Linked DNA regions of Homo sapiens: region 2 is linked to region 1. A link is a loop called in an ENCODE intact Hi-C map of the cell type or tissue named here. Cell type or tissue: adrenal gland. All regions are shown on one strand. Each heading gives the region's core, and the rest is flanking DNA. Links, peaks and the distances in the headings are about the cores only.

Region 1 (2,806 bases), core at 68-2,567:
CACCCACCTTGGCCTCCCAAAGTGCTGGGATTACAGGCATGAGCCACAGCACCCAGCATATATATATACTTTTTTTTTTTTTTGAGACAGAGTCTTGCTCTGTCGCCTAGGCTGCAGTACAATGGCGTGATCTCAGCTCACTGCAACCTCCGCTTCCTGGGTTCAAGCAATTCTCCCGCCTCAGCCTCCTGAGAACCTGGGATTGCAGCCTCCCGAGAACCTGGGATTGCAGGCACCTGCTGCCATGCCCAGCGAAGATTTTGTATTTTTAGTGGAGACGGGGTTTCACCATGTTGGCCAGGTGGGTCTCAAACTCCTGACCTCGTGATCCACCCGCCTTGGCCCCCCAAAGTGCTGGGATTACAGGGGTGAGACACCACGCTCGGCCTTTATATATATTTTTAGAGAGGGGGTCTCATTTTGTTGCCCAGGCTGGTCTTGAACTCCTGGGCTCAAGCAATCTTCCCGCCTCAGCCTCTCAAAGTGCTGGGATTACAGGCATGAGCCACCGTGCCCGGACATATCAAAAGCTTTAAATGAAAGAGCTCCAAGACCAACTGGTCCAAACCAGATGAGGAAACTGAGGCACAGGAAAAGGGTGTGGTTTGCTCAGGGTCACACAGCCGGGATCAAAACCAGGACTCTTGACACCCAGTCCAGTGTTACGTCCTCTCCCCTGAGCTTCCCACCCCCTCCTGGGCAGCCCCTCCGCTGGGCCGGTCCCCCTACATCAGCTGGGGCAGAGGCCTACCCCGTGACGAGGGAGGTGAGGAAGCTGAGCACGGGCAGCAGGACCTCATGGCTGATCCGGGGCAGGATGTCCATGAGTGTGGTGTCTGAGAGGTACACGATGATCTTCTGAGTCAGCGTCACCGCGGCCAGCAGCCCCGCCTCCTTACGGCTGTTCAGTCGGCTGGGGCCTGAGGCACTCCCTGGGGCCACCTAGAGCCACCGAGCAGATGAGGGCCGGGCAGCCCCACAGACCCCCTGGCACCAAGAGAGCCCGGGCCGGCCCTCAGGTCCTCAGCCTTCCCAGCCCCGGGCCTGCCAAACCAGCGACTGACCAGGTAGCTGATGTAGGGCAGGTACTGGTAGGTGAGGACAGGCTCCCCATACAGGCGGGCGATGTGGAGGAGGCAGCTGAGCACAGGCCCTGACACGATGTCGCCCAGGACCGGCCTCTTCTGGTAGATGTTGCCGGCGCTCAGCGGTGGGCTCTCGCCACTGCTCACTGTGAACTGCTGCCGAGTGGGTCCTGCCACGGAAGGGCCAGCAGCCCTGAGTCGCCAGTGGAGGGCCGGGGGTAGCCTGGCCCTGCAGGGCTGTGCTGGCCGCTTGAGCTCACTCTAGCTGGGGGCCCAGCCTGGCCCTACCCAAGGCTGGCACTTAGACTGGGACCCAGCACCTGGCCGGGGGGTGGTTTGAGGGAGGGGTGGGAAGGATCCCCGCCGGAGAGCGCTGAAGCTAGGCAGAGGGCCTGGGAGAAAGCCTCATCTCCAGCACTGACCGCAGGCCTCCTTACCAACATAACAAGACGTCAGCAGGCGGAGCAGGTTCCGGGCCACGTGGCGAGAGGCCACTGTGGGGCCGAGCTTGGCAGACAGCCAGCGGACCATCTTGCAGGCTGTATCTGCGGGGTGGGAGCAGGCCCTGAGCTCCTCAGATAACAGGGGCTCATCACCCCTCCCACCCCACCCCACGGCACCCCACTCAACCACCTGCGGCTGCAGCTCTGCCAAGAGCCCAGCCCGGGCCGGCTGTCCCACACCACCCCCTCCACGTAACAGCGGCAGAGGTGCCCAGGCCCTGGCCTGTGGGACTCTGGCTGCCGCAGGTTCCTCTCCACAGGCACGACCCGCAGGAAGTTAGCCTGCCCGTGGGTCTTCTGAAACTCCTTAACAAGGCCTGGCCCGGCCCTGGCCACCTTCCCTCTGGCCTCTCTTCCCTCCACTCCCTCGGTCTCGCCATAACGGCCTTTCCCTGCTTCTCTTCTTCTTCTTCTTCTTTTTTTTTTTTTTTGAGACAGAGTCTCGCACTGTTGCCCAGGCTGGAGTGCAATGGCACAATCTCAGTTCATTGCAACCTCCACCTTCCACCGCCCTGACTCTCCTCCTTGAACCTCCGGGTTCAAGCGATTCTCCTGCCTCAGCCTTCCAAATAGCTGAGATTACAGGCACCCTCCACCATGCCCAGCTAAGTTTTTGTATTTTTAGTAGAGATGGGGTTTCACCATATTGGCCAGGATGGTCTCAATCTCCTGACCTTGTGATCCATCCGCCTCAGCCTCCCAAAGTGCTGGGATTACAGGCGTGAAGCACCGCGCCCGGTCCCCCGCTTCTCTTCTTTAATGGAACATGACAGCCTCAGAGCCTCACACATGCTGTTCCCTCAGCCTTCAGACTTTCTTTTTGCCCATTTTTGTCTACCTTCTTCCTACTCCTCCTTGAACCTCAACTGTCTCTCCTTTTAAGGAAGCCTGCTCTGACCCTTGAAAACTAGATGTAAAAGCACCATTTTTTTTTTCTTTTTTGAGACGGAGTCCCGCTCTGTTGCCCAAGCTGCAGTGCAGTGGTGTGATCTCAGCTCACTGCAACCTCCACCTCCTGGGTTCAAGTAATTCTCCTGCCTCAGCCTCCTGAATAGCTGGGATTACAGGTGCCCGCCACCACGCCTGGCTAATTTTTGTATTTTTAGTAGAGATGGGGTTTCACCATGTTGGCCAGGCTGGTCTCGAACTCCTAACCTCAAGTGATCCTCCTGCCTCGGCCTCCCAAAGTGCTGGGATTAGAGGCGTGAGCCACGGCGC
Region 2 (2,806 bases), core at 259-2,758, 120 kb before region 1:
TATTAGTAATAGCAAGCAGGCAGAAATAATCCGAATGCCCATCAACTAACGAATAGATACACAAAATGTGATGTATCTAGACAACAGAGTATTATTCTGCCATAAAAAGGAACAGGCTGGGTGCGGTGGCTCACACCTGTAATCCTAGGACTTTGGGAGGCCGAGGTGGGTGGATCACAAGGTCAGGAGTTTAAGGCCAGCCTGGCCAAGATGGTGAAACCCCGTCTCTACTAAAAATACAAAAAAATTAGCCAGGCATGGTGGTGCACATCTGTAATCCCAGCTACCCAGGAGGCTGAGGCAGAGAATTGCTTGAACTCGGGAGGCAGAGGTTGTAGTGAGCCGAGATGGCACCATTGCACTCCAGCCTGGGCAAGAAAAACTTGTCACCCAGGATGGAGTACAATGGCGCAATCTTGACTCACTGCAACTTCTGCCTCCCGGGTTGAAGCAATTCTCCTGCCTCAGCCTCCCGAGTAGCTGGGATTACAGGCATGTGCCACCATGCCCGGCTGATTTTTGTATTTTTAGTAGAGACGGGTTTCACCATGTTGACCAGGCTGGTCTCAAACTCCTGACCTCAGGTGATCTGCCTGCCTCAGCCTCCCAAAGTGCTGGGATTACAGGCATGAGCCACCGTGCCTGGCTGATAATTATTCTTTAAAATATGACTAATACACAGTATGTTGACAAGCTTAATGGCAAACACTTCTTTTTAAATAACATGTTTATTGAGATATCATTCACGTACCATAATGAACTCACCCTTCCAGAGTGGATAATCCTATGGGTTTTGCATTTTGCAGTTATGCAAGCATCACCACTACCTCACTTTAGAACACTGTTGTCATCAGCAAAAGAAACCATGTGTACAATGACAGTCACTCCACACTCTACCACCCCTGAGAACCAGTCATTGAATTTGTTTCTATGGATTTGTCTATTCAGAGATACGCTTTTTTTTTTTGGAGATGGGGTCTTGCTCTGTAACCGAGGCTGGAGTCTCGGCTCACTGCAACCTCCGCCTCTTGGGTTCAAGCGATTCTCCTGCCTCAGCCTCCTGAGTAGCTGAGATTACAGGCCGCACCCGCCACCACGCCCAGCTAATTTGTGTATTTTTAGTAGAGATGGGGTTTCACCATGTTGGCCAGGCTGGTTTCGATCTCCTGTCCTTGTGATCTGCCCCGCCTCAGCCTCTCAAAGTGCTGGGATTACAGGCCTGAGCCACTGTGCCTGGCCAATAGATACTCTTATATAACATTTATGAGTATAATTAGTATACTTTCCACAGATGTCCGTTGACCCCACAATACAAATTCTAATGATCTGTTATTCAGAAATAAAAGCATAAACACGTTAAGATAAAGTACAAGGATGACTGCTCAAGTCCTGTTTAGAATAAACCTGAATGATCACCAAAAAAGCAAGGAGTAAATAAACCCAGCCGCACACACAGGCTCTCAGCAGAGGTACAAAAGAATATGAGGCAAGCCTGCAAGCTGAGGCAGTGCCATCAGGCAAAGCCCAGGGGAGTGGAGCTGTCTCCGTGACTGGAGAGAGTGGGCTGTGAAGTTTCCCAGCAAGGACTGCACTCAATCCCAGCAACACTTCCACCCTCTCCCACAACCATGCCCTGGAGGACAGAAAAGTGGCTGCAAAACACCACTTAAGCGCTCCAAGATAGCCTGGAGTGGAAGATAAAAGGTCCCAAGTGAGAAGGTTGGCAACATGTACCTAGCCTAGACTATGTCAGAGCAAATACCAAGTCTGGACAGGACTGTCCACATTAAGCATGAACAAAATAAAAAGGGATGATGACAAAGCAACAATACAATACACAACAATGCATAAAAGGGAAAGCAACAGGGAGGCAAAGCCGATTAAAGAACCCACTCTGGAAGAAAGTACAAGCCAAGAAAAGGAGTGACACTTCCCAAAAGCGATTGGCAAAATAAGTACGACTATATGAATCCAACAAATTAACAGTCAAAAGATGAGCTAAAACAAGAGACTAAGAAGAAAAGGGAGCTTGAACAGCTAAGAAAAAAACAGAACAAAATCAATACTATTATACATCTAATAATTTATAAAGATTGAGGAGTAGAAGAGAGAAAACTAAAAACTGTACTATTACGTTGGAAAACCTCGAAGCAAGCCAATGCATCCATCAGAAAAAAGGTTAAAGTAAAGACCTATGCGGAGATCAAAGTTATCTACAACGTATGTAAAAAACTGGAACTCAATAAGTGAAATAGAAAACAACATTAAGGAATAACACACAGAAAAACTTCGTTGAAAAGAACTGAATCGGCAGACTGAACAAGCATACCACATACCAGAAGAAAAAAGAATATGGACGGCCGGCCACGGTGGCTCACGCCTGTAATCCCAGCACTTTGGGAGGCTGAGGCAGGTGGATCACGAGGTCAGGAGATCGAGACCATCCTGGCTAACATGGTGAAACCCCGTCTCTACTAAAAATACAAAACAAAATTAGCCAGGCGTGGTGGTGGGCGCCTGTAGTCCCAGCTACTCGGGAGGCTGAGGTGGGAGAATCACCTGAGCCCGGGAGGTCAAGGCTACAGTGAGCCCTGATGGTGCCACTGCACTCCCGCCTGGGCAACCAGAGTGAGGCCTCAGGAGAAAAAAAAAAAAAAAAAAAAAAAGCAAAGCTTCCTACAAGGGAAGAAATCAAACCAGGCTGGCCTTAAGACTTCTCCAGATCAACATTCAATGCCAGAAGACAAAATTCTGAGGGTAAAGCCACATAACCTAACAATAGACAGCCAGGCAAGTGGTCATTCTA

Evidence for each region. Hi-C counts contacts between places; a loop is a spot of excess contacts. Peaks named below come from ENCODE experiments on the same cell type or tissue, not always from the same donor. Only the 100,000 strongest peaks of a DNase experiment are listed, where the experiment ranks them.
Region 2: a loop joins it to region 1, with 2.0 times the contacts of the local background. A loop is called at or near these places in 10 of 110 quality-filtered maps.

The regions. Positions count from the first base shown.
Region 1 is chr17:1,729,204-1,732,009 of GRCh38, reverse strand. WDR81 (WD repeat domain 81) reads right to left here. Exons shown (of 10, transcript NM_001163809.2): 2 at 1,523-1,630; 3 at 1,065-1,255; 4 at 752-942. Among named protein-coding and RNA genes, the nearest start is that of WDR81, 5.9 kb to the right of the region's middle. In adrenal gland, for the core only: no CTCF peak of the experiment used is centred there; DNase peaks (open chromatin) are centred at 1,079, 1,579 and 1,784; H3K27ac peaks cover 2,127 bases.
Region 2 is chr17:1,846,172-1,848,977 of GRCh38, reverse strand. All of the region lies in intron 4 of RPA1 (replication protein A1), which reads right to left. Among named protein-coding and RNA genes, the nearest start is that of RPA1, 18 kb to the right of the region's middle. In adrenal gland, for the core only: no CTCF peak of the experiment used is centred there; a DNase peak (open chromatin) is centred at 1,613.